Regions from separate parts of the Homo sapiens genome. Here region 1 is linked to region 2. A link is a loop called in an ENCODE intact Hi-C map of the cell type or tissue named here. Cell type or tissue: A673. All regions are shown on one strand. Links, peaks and the distances in the headings refer to the core of each region. The heading gives the core; the rest is flanking DNA. Region 1 has its middle 29 kb from the start of ALDH1A1. Region 2 has its middle 83 kb from the start of ALDH1A1.

Region 1 (9,567 bases), core at 3,700-7,699, 55 kb after region 2:
CATCAATTCGTATTTTAACAAGTTCTCCAGGTGATTACGAGTTTGAGAACCACTGACATAGTGAAAGGCAAAACAGAATTGCCCAAAGTCCTATAGTCAAAGGTAGAATCAGCCTAGAATGCATGTGCCTAGACTCAGCTTAGCTCTAATCACCCAAGACCCTACATTTGTGTGATCATCAAGCTCCTCTTACACCTGTATTAAAGGGTATTTGGGTAATACTTGAAACAGAACTTCTCCAGGACTTTATTAACTTGAAGAAATTAATGACAGCATAGTCATATTTTAATAATGCAAAAAATGAGAATATGAGGAATGAATAATTTTCATTAAATATTTTTTGCCTTTAAGGATTATATAGAAATTATTGGCCCTCTGATTGTAGGATCCTACAAATGGGTATATCTGAATGCCAAAGAGTGATCAACAAATTCTTTGTGAAGTTAGCTTTAGCGCTTCTGTTTGAGAAGTAAAATGTCTCTTGTAGGACATTGGTGAACTAAACCACACTGATGTACTCAAATACCATTCTTACTTCCCTTCATCTTGTTATCAAAAAATGTATCTAAAGTACACCTGTGAAATGGCACTCAGTTCTTTTGGCACTTTCAGATATTTGAATGCATTAGTGCTCTGTTTTTATTAGCCTGTAAATTTGTGCAAACATAAACGTACTATGAACACCATCATAATTGTTTTATTGTTTGCAGCCAAGATTTACTGTGTATCCCTTTACTCAGAGCGCTACTTCTTTCTGCTTACTTCTGGTAATTTCTATGTCTTTTCATTGATACATTTTTTTTAAAGTTAACATGGTGGCCTGTCTTATCTTTAAAAATATGTAGAGATCTAATAAGCACCATCATTTCAGAAAAAAAAAAATTGAACCATCTTTCCTCTCAAAGCCAGTATTTCACAAGTGATCACAGTGATAGTTTGGCATGAGTATAAAGTTTTCAAAGGGGGCTGACACTGGAACCATTTTATTGAAATAGGTAAGTTTTAAATACCCTAAATGAGAATGCATGTCTAAAAGCACAAGTTGTTGAAAGGAGACAAGTTATCAAGGGTGATTATGCTTAGCAGGCTTGATTTCTCTATACCTCAGGTATCCCCTCCCCTGGCTCCCACTGTCTCTAGGGAGACATTGTGTTAAGTACAATGAAATTATCATCACTTGGGGTCTTGCACTGCCAGACATAGTCCAGGTGAAACATCTGTGTGATGCAGCCAAGTATATGGCTTAGTGTACTCATGATGGGATTCCTTTTGCTCTGTAAAATGATAGGCACAGGCAGAAGGATTATGTAAATTATAAAGGGAATTAAATGCAATGCAGAGGGTGTAACTCTATGCTGGGCTGCCAAGCAGGAGACGGCATGTACCTGGCACCGTGCTGAACAAAGATGCCTAAAAATGGAAGCACAGTTACTTTTTATAGGCATGCTCCTCCCAGGCACTTACTCTACGTAGTTATATTAAACAATCTCCTCACAATTCCAATGTTACTGACAGAGAGTCTCTAAATAATTCCATATTTTGCTGCCCACAGCTCTCTTGGAACAAACCTTAGGCTTTGGAATCATGGTGATTAACAATTTAGTGTACTTCATCTTCAGAACAATTTTTGTAAAAATCTGTTATGAACCTGGTACACAAAGAAAATGTTTTCCTGCATCTCCCCCAGGACCATGATATGTGTTACTCTTATATTTGATAATTATGTATTGAACAGACTTACTTTAAGTCATGTGCTATATTAGTTTCTGGGGATACAGTGCTAGCAAGACACAGTCCTGTAATAGCTGAGTGCATATGACAGATTCATAGACACCATAGTCTGATAAGTTCCATGACTGGAAGTCGTTAGATGCTTTGGATCAAGCATCTATTAGATCACATGAAGGAAGGACACTGACCCCACTCCTAAGGGGCCAGGGAAGGGTTTCCTAGAATAAGGTATCATGGTTGAGACCTGAAATAGTAATTAACCAAATGAAGAGAGAGAGAGAGGAAAGATGGCCAAGAAGAAAAAAAGAGAGAGAGAGAGGAAAAGATAGAGATAGAGAAAATATCATATTCTAATTCCCATAAGCCAAAGAGGGAGTTCTATTCAGGGTGGTAAAGTAACATGAGGAAGCTCAATTTATGGGCAAGGAAGTAGAGAGGTGAGGCTGTTAGAGGTGGTAAGCTAGGACTACAACATGAAGGAAATTTAACATGGCACACTAAGGAGTTTGAATTTTATCAGCTAGAGTACAACAGGGAGCCACTGAACAGGCTTGTGCATTAGCAGTGACATGACGACTAGATTTGTGTTTCACAAGGAATGGTCTGCCTCTGTGGAGAAAACATTAGAAGGGCCAAGATTGGCAGAATATTTAGGAATCTATTCAACATTTTCTTTCCCTTATATGTAAAGCACAATGCCAGGAATGTTTCAGATGCTCAATAAATATCAGATGAAGTATTATCTAAAATAATTTCCTCTTGTACTATACAGTCTAGTATAAGTGTAGAAAAACCATGAATCCTTCTAGTAAATTTCTATTACACATCGTTAGCTTTCTCCAAAGGCTACAGAGCTTTCTTTAGGGAACTCAAATCATTAACGATGACATCCTATCACCAAGCATTCAGGCGGGTGAGGGGATGGTTTAAAGAGTAACTTTTCTCTTATCTATGAACTTTACCATCAAACTAATTTAACCCCGGTTGTAATAGAATGACTTAGCACTTTGGATATGGCCTTTTTAAATGATATATAGGCAAAAGTTTTCACCATTAAACAATTATTTCTTGTTATGATGTAACTACATTTATGTAGTCAGTTCTCCTCTCCACTTCTCTCAAAATGCAGTGTCATCAGTGTGATGCCTAACTGCAAAAATATTTATCTATAGATTTACTGCCCACATGTCCAACATGTAAAAATCAAGAGGCTATCTGAATCTTGACTTGAAACAGATTGCTGCAGGGAAAGCTGAAAGCTGTTCAACCGCAATTGCTTTTAACAGTGCAAGTTGATGATTAACAACTTTATCTGCAGCCTGATGTGGGGATGAGGATATTTTTTCTATTTATATTATATTTAATAGAGAAAACTTAAGTCAGCTGTTCCTTAAATATTTACATGCAAAATAGTTTAATTTTAAGGTAGGAAAACTTCATGTTATTGTTGAATTTGTTCTGTCTAGATACATAATTTGAATCAGATTATTATCTTCCATGGCAAATAAGTACCTTAATGAGCAGCCTGAGAGAATGTGCACATGGAATCATGTAGCACAGAGCTTGAAAGGCAGGCCCATCTGCTCTAAAGCACTGTGTTCCAGTTAGGAACACAGAGGTCTTCAGAGCCTGGCACTTCTCTTTGTCCAGGCCTACATTGTTGACTTTCAGATGGCTGGAACTGAGACACTGACTCTTGACTGGAATCAGGATCCTTTCCACTTGATCCAGTATTTTAATTTTTTTGTGAGAATTTTCCAAATTGGAGCTGTTAATAGATTGTGAAAAATCATTTAAAAGGATGATCTTTGTATTTTGGCACCTATTTTTATACTTATCTCAATGATTGGTCTCTACGGGGGATATTTTAGTTAGTTATTCCGCTTTTTGCTTCCCATTGCCAGTATTTAGCTTAAATTTCATGAATGCAGGCAAACTTTATACATAGCGTTGTATTCCTTAGTAGGTACATAAAATCAAATAAACTCTTTTGGAACAGTTTTGAGGATAATTCTTAATAATTGACTAACATTTCCAGGCACATTATCTGATTTCTGGTAACTCCTGTGATGTATTCATCAAAAGTTGTCTGTTAAGCCATTTTGTAACCACAGAAGACATCTAAATTAGATTTATTTTTTTCTTTCAAAGCATTTTTTTAACAGACTGGCTTGATTTACAATAGGCTTACGAAAAATAGTTTATGTTTCACAGTCTCCTAAAACATAGAGCAAACTGTAGATTTTTCAAATACCACAGAGGAGCCTAGGAAGATGATTTACAAAGGTATGTCCTCTATGCCATCATCATGAAGCAGGTGGGGGTAAAGAATTGAAGAGAGTTTGAGATTCCGAACTTGGGACTACTCCTAAGAAACTTTAATCCCGATAAGAATTCTCTGCATTGAGTGCTCTCACTGTAAGATTTGTGGACCCAACGGATCATTGTCCAACTTTGGCTATGATGGCCAGATTTGAAAAGATATCTGGGCAGATGTCCTGCTGATAACGAAGCCTAGATTCCTCCTTAGAACTGTGTTCCTTTGAATGAGTCATGCTGCCTCACTTTCAAAAATCTGCTTAGGTTCCCTATCCCCATGACACAGATATTTCTCAGAAATAGTACATTCAGGAACTTTCATCATTTCCAGCAAATATTGAGGTAATGTACAATGTGATATGATATTTGTATGTCATATTTTATATAGGATATACTTATATTACATATGGTCACATAAGCGTCATTTTTTTTAAAGTTCATGAATAATACTGACTCCTTCTACATGCAGTACACACTAACATATTCCACTGCATTTTATTTTTGTAAATGCTGGTCTCAACTTACTGAATTGATATTACATTTTAGTTTGACAATTAATTTGACTGATTTTCTGATTTGTCAGTTGAAAAATACTGTTTAAGCCATATTAAAAAATATATATATATATATATATATTTATGCCATTTAAAAAATAGTTGTAAGCCTTGTCAAGAATTTTATGCTTTAGCCTACAAGTAAGAGTAAATTTTTGAAGAGTTTTAAGCAAAGGAATGGAGTGATCCTTTCGGTATTTTGAAAGACTATTCTGCCTGCACCATAGGGCATGGGTTGGTGGAGATGGAGACGTTCTGGGTGTCATCTGTCTGTTCAACAGCCTGGAGCCTCCTTGAGCAGCAGAATAGGATCCGCCTCTCCTCACTATGGCTTTGCCTGCTTGTCCAGGAGGCAACTGAAGGGCGAGGGTTTTAAGATGGTGATCTCCATTTCTCCAGAGGCCAGATCTAGGAAACAAGAAAGCAAAGCAAGGGGGTTAAAAATTAGTCCAGTCTTTTGGGGCAGCGGTTTAGAAACTTAAAGAACCTACTTGCACACTAGCCATGTGTACTCTGTTATCCAAATTACTCACATATTTTAGTCACTGGAGTATTCATTAATTCAATATATAAAACAGTTGTTGTGTGTCAAAATTTGTCCTAAGTGTCAGAGATTTAGAGAAATAAGGCTAATTCCTGGCCCTGAAGGAGATCTACACAACTTTCACTAAAAGAAAGTCCATCATGTATTTTCCGCATTTATTTCCTTTTTGTTCCTTGTATATAAAAGTCTCTGAAAATCTAGCCTGGCTTAGTTGTACTGAAAGGAATGCCTAAAGTTAGGAAAAAAATAACATAAAATGTAGAAAGAACTTTCTCGCCTACCACCAGCACCCATGGGAAAGTGGAAACTCGAGAGAACAAGTTTGGAGTCGCTTCGTTCAAAATGGACGTCCCCGTGGGGAACTCTGCTTCCAGTGATAAATCTTTCGCGGTTCTGGATTTTGTTTGAGAGAGTCAGCATTTCCTTAATCCTTCAGCATAGTCTTTTTATAAGTCTTTTCAAAACATGTTAGGTTAACTATTAAGAAAATCAGTTGTTTATCATGAAAAGCCCAAAGATGAATGAAAGACACTCTCCATTGTTCATAAACACATCTCCCTTAATGTAGTTAAGCTATCAGCGAGTAATGCTGGCAACAGCTGAAAAGGGTTTACAAAATACTAAGGGACGTGAGATAAAGATCTGAGCAGTAACATAGAACAGAGGTAGGGTTATTCAAAGCACACTTTCCCCCAAAGCCCAGCATACACAATAACTCCCTCTGTGAGTAGCAGGCTTCGGTAGAAGATCAAAGAACTAACACTTGAGACTATATCAAGAAATCTACTCGTTAAAGAGCCAAAAATGTAGATCAGAATCTTCTTTCAGATTAACTCAGGATACGAAGCAGAATAAAATGGACAAAATATCTTTCCAGTGAAGTGAAAAAGAAAAAAAAAAAAGAAAACAATAATCTACAGTTCAAAGTGGACCACTGAAATGTGGGGCCCTAAAGTGTTGTGTCTATTTGGATACCTGTAGACAATTTTATCACTGCCCCCACCACCACTAAATTGCCAACTATTTGTCTCACATTTCTGAAAATTATGAAACCACTATAGAAAATGTAAAACGCTAAATGAGAAACAAGGCATTTTGGAAAACTGCTCAATAATTACGGTAAATTATCACTGCAGGGGGACTGGATTCATTGGCAAATCATTAACAGGCTCCCACTTGGCCTAAATAATTGGTATCCAGTATTTTATAGGTAGTTTGTAATACCTAATGAATATTTCTTTATTACTCCTCTAACTTGAAAAATGAAACAGTGAAACTAGATGATCTCTAAGGCAGTTCCTAGTCTTAAGTCCTTATACCCTAATACCCTGGGGTAAGATAAACCTACTTGTCTAGAATATATATTATTTATTAATGTGTGTGTATATGTAAAAGAATGATTCTGTTAATAAAGAGCACACCTGAACTGTGACATCTCTGATAGATGGCACCACTAGGTGCATCTCATAGGGTTCTGAATGTTACTTTATAATTTAATATATTAAATAAATTTAATATATTAAATATTAATTTAATATATTAATGATGATATTTTAATATATTAAATAAAAATCACTAATGGGCATATGACTTCATACAGCATCTTTTGACAAAGACCATGTCTTGCATCTGAGGAAAGTGCACTTTTCTTTGGATTTAATCTATATATTAGAGTTTGACCTTTCATTTCTTGCACAGTGAGTCAGCATTATTTGCTGATAAAGATAATAAACTAATTTTCATATCACTGTTATATAACCCACAAAAAGAAAATCTACACCTTTATCTTTTCCCATGGCATTTGCATAACTTTGCACCTCATTACAACACAAAAGGCCCTTATGTATGGTCTTTTGCAACAGGGCATACTCCTTGTGTATACACCTGAAGTCTTGTTTATATTTGGTGTGGTGGTACCCATAAGAGCATTTTTGTGGTCGGTGTTGCTGTTTGCACCACAGTTCTACTTCTAGCTTGACTTACAGATATCAGAACCTAGTAAACACAAGTGAATTTGATGTGACTACATTGTTTTATATGTGAATAGTGTCTCCCACAATTCTGTGATTCTTGTGCCCTGGTCTTAGTGAAAATAATCATTTCTTTGGTAAGGACTTGAGGGAGTCAGTAGAAAAGAAAGCAGTAATCTACAGTTGCTCTGAGAAAGAGGCTACACAGTAAAAAGTTTCAGGGCGTGCTTGATCATAATAGTTCAAGTCTTGCTAAAATGGTTGTCTTCTGTTCTTTAATAACCATTTTGTGGATATTCATGAGATGGAAACATACAAGAAATTAAAATTTATTCAAACATATATTTCATGAACACATACTATGCCCTGGCTTATCTAAAATGTGTGAGGCTTAAAGCAACTGTTCACATATAAGTAGTTAGAAATGCAGAGTACTGGTTGGGAGCCAGGGGATTCAAGTCCCAGAAGGAAATACTTTTAATATACTGCATTATTCAGGCCTTTAATCTCTTGGATTGTTATATAATGTTTCACTCCACTATCTGGAAATGCTTCCAAACCGCAGAATGTCTTCAGCATTGCAAATAAATTACTGTGCCAACATGTTTCTGCCACCCTGTTGAGCCACATTATTAGATGAGGTCCCTCAGCACAAATTACTTTTTGAGCAACTAGATTCATTTGGTTGGAAACATCAGGCCTTCAATAACCTTTTAACACAAAAATCTAGGATCTTATTTCATGTATGCATTCAGTTAATCAACATGTATTTGTTCAGGCATTAGCTAGGAGTTACAGTACAGTGTTTGGCAGAGAAAGTAGACAAAATGATTTCTGCCTTAAATCTAGGAGAGAAAAGATATATAATCATAATTATAAAACAGTATGATTAAGATTATAAGCAAGAGTGTCAGAAAGTAGAGCTGAGGATGGAGAAAGAGAACCCTGATGGCATCATCTGATCCCCTGTATCCAGTTATATTTGCAGCCAACTCTCTTACTACAATTCTTTGGTTCGATAAGTTCTGTTGGTTTAATTTTGTTTTGTTAGCATTGTTTGAGTTTCTGTACTTGTAGTTTAAAATGTTCTCACTAATATCAAAAGCAAAAGTCAGGAAAAACGGAAGCAGAGAGCTGTACTGAGGAATTAAAATAATCCAGATGAGTGATAACAATATAACTAAAGAAAAGCGGATATATCCAAAATGTGTGAATCCTGAATGAGCAAGACTCACTAGCTGTGTGAGGGTGGGGAGAGGGAGAATGAGGGGCTATGATGTTATCTGTAAAACACTTTTCATCATGAAACCTAGACAGGTGAAAGGGTACATTCTTAGCTAAAATGAGTGAAAGAAGCATGAGATCTTTTAGTTCTTCTTAGGGTTCAGTCCAAGGAAATCTTTGTGGTTTATTGCACGCTGGTGAATAGCCAATGTGAAGAAGTAAAGGTTGTGTGTGCATCTCCTCCCAGATACTACAGGAGTCACATTCTAAGCTTGGTGTAATTAACTAACATAGCACTTGATGTTCCTTCACCTAAAAGCTGAGCACTGTCAGATGTGAAGTACCAGCTAAGCTGGGTGCCCACAAAGGGATGAGGATGACTCACTGTGCTCTGCTTCCATGCCTGCCACTGCTGTGAATGGGATAAAACTTAAACCCTCATCTTTGAAGCCAGTCTTTGCGGGTAACTCCAAGCAGAGCAGTAATTCAATCTCCAGTTCCCAGAGGTGTAAGTGACAGTGGTTTCAGAGAGATGATGCCATGTCTGTGCCAAAATGCAGCTGAAAAAAGCATCCATTGCCACTATTCAAAAATTCAAGATTAATCTTGAGTGATGTGTTCCTTATGATGAAATGAAAAAAAAAAAAAAAAGAAAAGCTAGGTAGGAGCTTAAAATAAATTTGGTCCTTAAAAAATCGAATTATATATTATCTAATATAAACCTATAACCTATAGAGAGCTCATTCAAATCTGCATGTGAATATTAAGACTTCAGTATAACGAGAATGAGCGGGAGGCCCACTCATGAAGAGACAGGCACAATAAAGAGACTCGTGGAAACTTGCTTAGCTTTATACGCAATGAAATAAATTTAAATTAAAATTCAGCTAATGTATCATTTCATTACTAATAACTTGGAATCAGGGACTTTTTAAAATATTAAAGTGAAATCATCATTTGGAATGGAGTATGGCAATATTTAATTTATAATATTCAAAACCATAAAATATCTTTAATCTTGCCCAATATTTCTATCCCTACGATTATAACCTAAGGATATTACTCAGCAGAGGAAAAAGATATACGCATGAAATAATCATTTAGCATTCTCCATAATATCAAATATATTGAGAAAAGCTTAACTGACCAAGAGTAAGCAAATGAATAAAACACATGTTGTAAAAATGTATGTAGGCATAAATATTATAGTTATAAAACAATGTGG
Region 2 (9,567 bases), core at 3,042-7,041:
AGATGGAGTTTTGCTCTTGTCACCCAGGCTGGAGTACAATGGCGCAATCTCGGCTCACTACAACCTCCACTCACTGCAACCTCCATCTCCTAGGTTCAAGCGATTCTCCTGCCTCAGCCTCCCAAGTAGCTGGGATTACAGGCGTACACCACCACTCCTGGCTAATTTATGTTTTTTTAGTAGAGATGGAGTTTCACCATGTTGGCCAGGCTGGTCTCGAACTCCTGACCTCAGTTGATCCACCGGTCTTTGCCTTCCAAAGTGCTGGGATTACAGGCGTGAGCCACCACGCCCGGCCTTATTTAATCTTTCTAAGCTTCATGGATAAAATGTGGCTAAGTACAGTAATTTGCTTGGCATTGTTTTTTAAGGGATAATCTTTGGAGTTAAAATTGAGAGATAAATTTTTTTATGGGAAACAAAAAACCCTGAATACGCATTTAAACTTAGAAAAAATAAGCTGAGTACCTAATCAATGTAACATCCACAATTTGAAAAACTGCCATTAACTGCAATCTTACCATGTGGCAGATATAGCAGTAAACAAAGTCTGCACTGTCTTTCAAAACTCACATCTCTGGGAGGTAATAAATCATCCTCCTATGGGGAGACTTGGAGAGATAAAGTCATTTTTTCCCATTTATTTCCCACTTTGAGCTTAATAACAAATTACCACTTATTTACATCTAGTGCTTGCCCAGGAGAAAATTCAATTTCTCTTGAGCATACACAAAAAACTGCCAGTTTCTACATTGACAATAATCAGTTGCATTTCCAAAGCTGAGTAGTGAGTAGGTGGGAGGTATGTGTGGCTGGAAAAGCACTGGACTCAGAAAGATGACTGTGTTTCCAGCCTCTCTTGTCCTCTATTTAGCCCTGGAATTTCTGTTAAATTACAATCTCTGTTGGCCTCAGTTTCCTCATCTGTAAAATGGTCACGTCAGAGTAGAAGATGTCTAAGGCCAGCTCCAGACTTCAATAATGAAAGCTAAAAGGAAAAAAAGGGCAGAAGCCAAGTGTGATGTACATTGTTAACTGCCCAACAATACTATTTTTCCAGAGTCTCTGGAACAGTTAGCAGTTCATCAACAAATGTAAGTAACTGTGTGATCACCCTGGATTGTATTTTATTTTTTTCCTCAGCCTGGGCTCTTCTCATTTCTTTTACTAAATTCTTTTTGGCGATTTACCAGGCTCAGATGCTTTGCCAACTTTCTCAGCAACATTCTTGGAAAGCACTGAAGCACATTCTGTTCCTGGTGTTTTGAGGATAAACTCAGGCAGAGGACAGGGGATGTGAGGCTCCCTAAGGGTGGGCTGCTATACCACCAAGGATTCAAAGAGAATTTTAAGCAATTTTTTTAAAAGCCTGGTGAGAAAGACATACATAGGTTGAAGGTTTCTGTAGTGATCTGAAGTCTAGACACACACATTAGACTTCCCTCAGGAGGTGTTAAACAATAGCAGTATCCACATGGACCAATTACATCAAAATCTCTAGAGATGGATGCATTTTTCAAAAGCTTTTCAATGTGACTATGGGGCATTTCCAGTTGAGGACTTTTTTAGGGGAAAACTACTTGACAGGATAATCATCCAACAGTCTCAGCAAACCCACTCAGTCCAGTTACAGCTTGGAAGGCTCACCTGTGCCCAGAAATCTTGTGGGTCAGTGTGAGGAATCTGGTGCAGGAACCAAAAGACAGAGAAGGATTTTGGCAAAGCTGTGTGTGTCCTAAGAAACACAAACAGTCTCTTCCATAGCAGCAGCAGCAGGCAGGGGCAGAATTTTGCCTGGAGGGAAAGGCCTGGTGAGAACACCCCTTCCTAGAAGACAGGGGAGGAGGGGTGGACCTTTGACCTGTGTGGGAAGGAGTTTGGAGCCTGATCAAGGGCACTGGGAGCAGGAAAGAGGGGTAGAGAGGCTTTTGTGGCCAGGATCGGGTCTGGGAAGCTCGGAGATTTCACTGTGAGTGGAGTCAGAGGGAAGGCATTTGGAGCAAAGGCTTCTGTAAGAGGGAGTAGGATGGAAATTGATCTTTGAAGAAAGCAAGACAGAAGAAGGGAGATGGAAAGATGAAATCATTTTAAAATTGCTGGTAACAAACGAAGGTAGGATACAAAGATGTATAACAAGGAGCAGGGAAGGAGAAACAGGGAGGAGCGATACAGAGACGTTGCTGTGATGTGAATTTTGAATTCCTTTTCTCCAAACTGGACTTTGGCACCAGGAAAATGTGTGCAGCTCTCTGAGTGGTCAGCAAGTTCAGGGGCAGGAGGATCGATGAAACACAAAATAAAGGGAACATAGGTCCACTTTCTCAGATGAGTTTGGTAGATTCATCAGGAGTCTTCACCAACCAGACAGACCTGCATTTCCACAACTAGAACAGTTAACTTCTGAGTGCAATATTGGTAGCTTTGGTTTGAGTAAATATTCCCATCTGCGCCAAGGCATTTTTGCCCAATCTGGATAAATGCCAGTTTTTCTACATAATGCAAGGTTTTCTGTGTAACTGGGTAAATGACCTGTGGTTTTGGACCACCTTCTTGTCAGGGTGTCTGCAAATTATTACATAATAGACTTTTTTGTTTGTTTGTTTTTAGCATTGAAGTTTTTGGCTTCCTAAATATTCTGAGTTTCAAGGTCAGATTTAATAAGAGTGCCCAAGAATAATCAATGGTAGTCAGTACTTTCTCACAGAGGGGAGAAAGCCAGCCCCCAAGGGGAGTGCTCAACCTAATATGTTCCCTCCATGGTAACTTTCAGGCCATGACCTACTGTGTTACTTGGTGTCAGGTTCAAAAAAATATCATGGGTTTCTAAATAGCTAGACTTCAAAAGTCACACAACCAAAAAAATCTGACAAGAGCCGACAAACCACAGGAATTTTCTGACCCACTGGCAGACGTTATGCTAATTGACATTTAATCATGTCATACTTAGCTACTGCTAAAAAAAAAAAAGTTTTACTCCTAATGTTTTTTCATGAAGTCTCTCCTCTAATGTAATTAACCGCACATTGGATTAATGTATAAACATTAGGTAGCTCTATCAAATTATTTATGCAAGTACCCATATTATAGACATTGAGAATAGCTGACTAATAGTGTGTTATTTAAAAGGGTTCATAGGAGAGGGTAATGAAAATTGCCTTGCATTCCCATTGGTTAAGAGGAAAATCCATACCACGATAATAATCGTTACAGCTAATGTTTATTGTGTGCTTACAAGCATTAGGCATTTTAAAGTCATTTGTATTTCAGTTATTTCTCGTAGCCAACCTTTGAAGGATTGCTATTTTTTTCTCTGTTTTACATATGATGAATTCTGAGGCCCAGGGAAGTTACAAAATCTGTTCAGGCTAACAGTGTGTAAGTGGCGGAAAAAAAGATTTAAAACCAAATATTTTAATATCTGTGCCCTTTGCCTTTGATTGTGCCACCTTCTAGTGGAGAATTCTTCAGCTGAAACCTGAAGCTTCTACTGTAAACAATAACCATCCTTACTGATGTGACCTCCTATAAGAAACTGTCATATAAGATACATCTAGCAGTACCTGCCTCAGAGAGTAGTTAAAAGAATAAAAATTACTTGATCTCTGTAAAGCACTTAATAACTGGCACATGATAATCATTCAAAAATAGTAGTTTTTGTCCACAGAAGAGGAATATTGTACTTTTAGGGATTAAGTGGGCGGTACTTTAAGGAGGAGGTGATATTTGAAGTAAATTTAAAGTATAAAGGGGAGCTTACTAGGTGAAGTTGGAATGAAGCAATCTAGCAGAGAAGAACATTTTAAAAGGAAGAGAGGTTCAAAAGAACTAAATATGGTTAAGAAATAAGGTGAGATAAAAGATGGCAGGAGGTGAACATGGAAAAAAAATATTCTTAAATCAGAATCTCAGTGATTCCTGAGTCTTCAGTCTCCCTTGTAGCCCACAGCTAGTGACTTGGTCTTGTGGATTCAGCCATCTACATGTTTCTCATTGTCCTGGCATTTCTATTCCCAATTGTTGTTACCTAGATCTGGTCCCCATCAAATATTTTCTGGACTATTTTAATAGCTTTGTATATTACATTCAGCAGCCAGTAAGAACAAATGGCTTAAATGAATAGAATTTATCTTTCTTACATGACAAAATGCCTACATGTGGGTGACTGCTTCCTTTGGTTCAGTACCTTCATGACACTTGGGGTGATATCTCTGCCACTCTTTAGGCCTTTCCCTTTGGCTGCCATATGGCTGCTGCAGTTCTAGCCATCATTATCTGTGTTCCAAACAAAAGAAGGGAGAAAAGTCCATGTCAGCCCCATCTGTATCATTCTATCACTTAAGACACTTGAGCTTTCCCCAAAACCACCAGTAGACTTCTGCTTAAGTTTTATCATGTCAGATAGGATGATAAAGTATTTGGCTTGCAATACTGCCACTGCAAAGAAAAGAAAGGGCAATTAGTAAGGAAGGCAGGTAGGCTGGATATTGGGAGTAACTAACATGCCTGCCGTGCTTCAGATCTAGTGGGTTTGCTGCTAGTCTCTCCCCAGTCATACTCCATTCTGCTGGTCTAATCAGTTTTCAAATGAACAAATCTGATCACATTGCTTATTCACTTCCTCTAGCAAGCACAGTGCTTTGAATTTCATTCATTATCATCTGTGACTGACTCTTACCTGCCTTTCCAGTGTCATCTTTTGCTATTGGGTCACTTTCATCTTGTACTATCTGCTTTGATTCTCTCTCCTTCCTCTTAGTCAGTACGGGTCTAGAATTTTGTCCACATTTTTAAGTTTTACCAGTCCTTATGCTGTAGTGTTCAATGTTCCCTTTGCCTAGGATGTCCTTACACTCTACATTGTCAACTTGAAAACACCAGTCTTCGAGACACACTTGATTCTATGAAACCTAGCCCTGCTTTCTCCCTTTTTCCTTCCTTGGCTGTTGGAGTGGATACTGTGGTGTCTTGCCGAGATCTTCTCTTCAGGGTCAACATATATATCCAGGCAGCTGTTGGGAATTTCTGCTGCTGATGGTTCTTAACTGCATCTCAGGAAATTTTGCTCTTGGTTTTAGAACACTCCCTCCCTCAAGATGTTCCTTCTTTCCGGGTGGCCTACAGTCAGCAATGATGAATGTAGAGACACAAGGCCCTGATGTTTTGATTCAGTCCAAGGAAGCTGTGAAGCCTCATTCCAGCTCCACAGCTCCTTAGAAAATGGATTAAGACTTTGGTTGCACCCACATATACCTTGTGGATTGTGTTCACCTTCTGCCCAAATTGTCTTTCTCTATTTCCTCGAAAGTGTATCTTTTGAGAGTTCTCAATGAAATTTTGACACAAAAATTTCCATTCTGGATATATTTCCAGAAAACCCAATAAAAACAGCTCTCTAGGCATTTGTGCCAAACTAAATATATTCTTTTGGGCAATGCTGCCCATATAATGATATTTGGCATATTTGTAAACTGACTGCCCCCTGCAGTCAGCTCTGCTATGGAAGTCTGGACTCTCACGATACTAGAAGGATTTTATACATCTTGCATTTAAAATAGGAAGAAAGATTTTCTAGAGAAGATGCTGTTAGGAAGACTTGCCACTACCTCTCCCCACAAAATAGAAACTTTAATATTTCTCCTTTTGTCTTATCAAAATGGCAATCATAAAAGCCACAACTCTACAGACACAAATGTCTGTATCTGAATGTATCAAATTTCTGTATACAGAAGACTTGCATTACTTATTAACATTGCCCCTCCATCCTGATCACATGCACATATGTCCAAGTCCACTCCTCTATCACAACACACATAAATACCTCCCACATATACACACAGCAGTGTTCTTGACAGTGAGTAGGAGATACTCATAAAGTCTCAAATATAGACCACCCGTATTGGCTCCTTTTAGAAAAGCAGCTTTAATCCCTCTTGCTCGTTATGCATACAGAAAAAAACCCATTTGCTGCAATTCTGATAACTGAAATAGAGTTTGATGCAAGAACTTAAAGGTAATCATACGTGAATGAAGTATGGCAGATATTAGCTGCCTTTGTTTCTTTGCCTCTGCTGCGATCCAACCATTTTTTAATTAGGATGTGGAATGATGAAAGCTAAGCCTCATGATAACTATTTGGGGGCTGAAATATAGGAAAAGAAAGCAATAAAATATGAGTTTTATGCTACTGTTTTGGTGTTCAGGCTAGATTCCTCAGAATGATACCTTTTTGGAAGAATGTGCCAAGAATGTTTGTCAACAAAAACCTCCTCTGGAAGTAATCTGGCTGTCTACATCTGGGATCAGGAACTAATGAGTCCATGAATAACTTTTTTGGCCTGCCATTCTGTTGGTGTCTGATATGTCTGAATTGAGGAAGAATGGAATTTACAGTTTGTTGGTGGATTACTATGACTTCTATCAGGAACTTCTGAGAACAGGTAGTAATTGTGCCTGTTATACTTCGTGCCTGTGTTAGACAACAATGTCAATAACGAAACAGGATCACAAAGCCTTGAGAGAACATTATTCTGTTCAGAAAAACTCAATAATTATTCAGTAATATCTTATAGAAAAATAAAAATGGACTTCTTCCTTACATGTTACAGGTATTTGTATATACAGGTTGGCAAATCTATACAAGTAGCTAAACAACATGTTTCTACTTTTCTAACTGAGTAGCTTACAGGTTTATACTGTAACATCATGCTTCTACCCTTGGACCCAAATATCCAACATCTTGGAATTTATCTTGAAGAGATCATTAGCCAAGGGAATTAAAATGCATGCACACAAAAGCTACTCGTGGCATTGATTATGACAGTGAAATTTCAAAACCACCTATGTTTCTTTCAATATAGCATTTTACATAAAGAACACTTTGCATCCATTAAAAATGATAGCACTATCTCAATATTTATAACCATGAAGATGTCCCTGCCACTTTGCTGAGTAAAAAAGTAGACACCACACCACATGCGTAGGAAGGAATTATCTATATAAAATTATACATGCACCCAAACACATACACATATATCTGTAAAGAGATGATATCTGGAGGCATGTTCTCGTGTGTTCATGAAGAGATTTGGGAAGATATTTACCTTCTCTTCATACTTTGCTTGTGTTGATTTTTTTTTACAGTGAGCATATATTATTCTGTTAATAAAATGTTGATCTACTTTGATTTTTAAGTCATGCTTCTATAAATCAAAGTTTTTATCAGTATGTCCATTTCTGTCCTTACAACGGTTCACTTATTTTTCCTTATTGTAATATTGCTTGTGTAGTTCTCATAGTTCAGTGCTAAAACTCTTAACATTATTTGAAGATACAAAGTCAGTAGTATGCAAACCTTCCCAGGAAATGATACTGACACACATAGATTCCCAGGAAATGCTACTGACACACAATGGATTCTGACATGACCAGCCTCTATAATAAGAGGAAAGTGTGGTCCCTGTACACTAGCTTTCAAACCAATGGGAAAATACAAATGGGACCAACAAGCCTGTCTTGTCATGCTTGTATGATAGACATGGTGGTATCAAAAGGAAATAGGGGATTACTAATGCCAAAGTATATAGAAGAGGAAAGATAGCATGGTCCTAGCCGATTGTCTTTGGGAAACTCATCTATCTTTTGTGAATCTCTTCATTTTTCTCATTTGCAGTTTGCTGTGATGACTAGAAAAGTATATGTCAAATGTTGACTTATAAGAGGGTCTCAATTAATGAAGTTATGATTGCTATTTTTATTAATATTGTTGCTGCTGCTATATTGGGAAACGTAATATTGAAAATCACATGATAAGTTTTATCGATGTACTCATTTGAAATAGATAATTCATGTAAGGAAAAAAAGTATTCTTATTCTACAACACAGGAAATTCTCATTTTTCTTCTCTTTTTTTTTTTTTGAGATGGTGTCTCGCTCTTTTGCCCAGGCTGGACTGCAGTGGCACAACCTCAGCTCATTGCAACCTCCACCTCCTGGGCTCAAGCAATTCTCCTGCTTCAGCCTCCCAAGTAGTTGGGACTACAGGTGTGTACCACCACGCCCAGCTAATTTTAATAGAGATGGCATTTTACCATGTTGCCCAGGCTGGTCTCGAACTCCTGACCTCAAGTGATCCATCTGCCTTGGACACCCAAAGTGCTGGGATTACAGGCGTGAGCAACCACACCCAGCCACTTTTCTTAAAAATATAAAATATTACCAAATTTTTACTTTTTAAGTTATAAGGATTCAGCTCAAGAGTTCTTTTATGTCACTTATCTATGACGAAATATAAATTTTAATTTAACACCCCCTAGTTCATTCCTTGGCGACTCCAATTTTTCCATTGCAGAAATCACACAAATAAGTTTGCCTTCAGATAAACAACACTTGATTCGTGGCATATGCTCTACTGTGCTAAACTTTTTACTCTGTCTCAATTTCTACAAACCACAAACATTTTCTTTCAACCATTTTTTATTTTTTATAATATAATTTTTATAAATATTTTTTATTTTGGTAAATTTCACATTAGTAATGTGAAAAATTACCAATGAACATTGCACACATCGAAAGTGAAGACGAAAACAATAACAAAAGGGAGTTCACTGAATGTTCATTTACATTTTAAATAATAAACAACATGCATGACGTGATTTTTAAGAAGTGAAGGCAGTACTAATAAATTCCTCTTTAATTTTTCATGTATGTGTGTTCAGGCTTGTCAAGTAAATCATAATCACATGTGTTGGTTTGTGATGCGGTTTATTAGCTTCATATGCTCTGTATCTAATACATAGGACCATAGCAAAGAGAACAATTCTATTCTATTTTACAATAGCATTGGAAAGAAGAAAATGCTTAGGAATAAACATAACTAAGCAGGTGAAGAACTTTCACATCGAGAACTGTAAAACATTGCTAAAAGAAATTAAATAAGAAACAAATAAATGGCAAGACATCTCATGTTCATGGATCAAAATCCCAATGGTGTTTTTGCAGAAATAGAAAAATCCATCCTGAAATTCATGTGAAATCACAAGGGACCCTGAAGAGCTAAAACACTTGAAACAGAAGCACAAAGTTCGAAGTCTCACACTTCCTCTTTTCAAAAAGTACACAAACCTACACTAGTCAAAACAGTGTGGTACTGGCATAAAGAATGTGTAGACCAATGGAATAGAAGACAGAGTCTTGAAATAAACTCTCACATATATTATCAAATGATTTTTGACAAGAATGCCAAGATTATTCAATGGGGAAAAGACAGTCTTTTTAGAAAATGGTGCTGAGAAAACTGGCTATCCACATACAAAAGAATAAATTTGGACCCTTACACCATGTACAAAAATTAAAACTTAAACATAACAGCTAAAACGATAAAACTTCTATAAGAAAACATAGGTGAAAATTTTCATGACAGTGGGTTTAGCAATGAATTTTTGGATGTGACACCAACAGCACAGGGAACAAAGAAAAAAAAAATAGACCAATTTCTCCTTTGCCAATATTCACAAACTTTTTTGTATTAAAGGACACTCTCAACAGAGTAAAAAGGCAACCCACATAATG

The links. Hi-C counts contacts between places; a loop is a spot of excess contacts. Peaks named below come from ENCODE experiments on the same cell type or tissue, not always from the same donor. Only the 100,000 strongest peaks of a DNase experiment are listed, where the experiment ranks them.
Region 1: a loop joins it to region 2, with 4 times the contacts of the local background. A loop is called at or near these places in 8 of 110 quality-filtered maps.

The regions. Positions count from the first base shown.
Region 1 is chr9:72,977,015-72,986,581 of GRCh38, reverse strand. No RefSeq gene overlaps it. Among named protein-coding and RNA genes, the nearest start is that of ALDH1A1, 29 kb to the right of the region's middle. In A673, for the core only: no CTCF peak of the experiment used is centred there; DNase peaks (open chromatin) are centred at 5,671 and 7,671; H3K27ac peaks cover 1,443 bases.
Region 2 is chr9:73,031,086-73,040,652 of GRCh38, reverse strand. No RefSeq gene overlaps it. Among named protein-coding and RNA genes, the nearest start is that of ALDH1A1, 83 kb to the right of the region's middle. In A673, for the core only: a CTCF peak has its summit at 5,483 (motif pointing left); no DNase peak of the experiment used is centred there.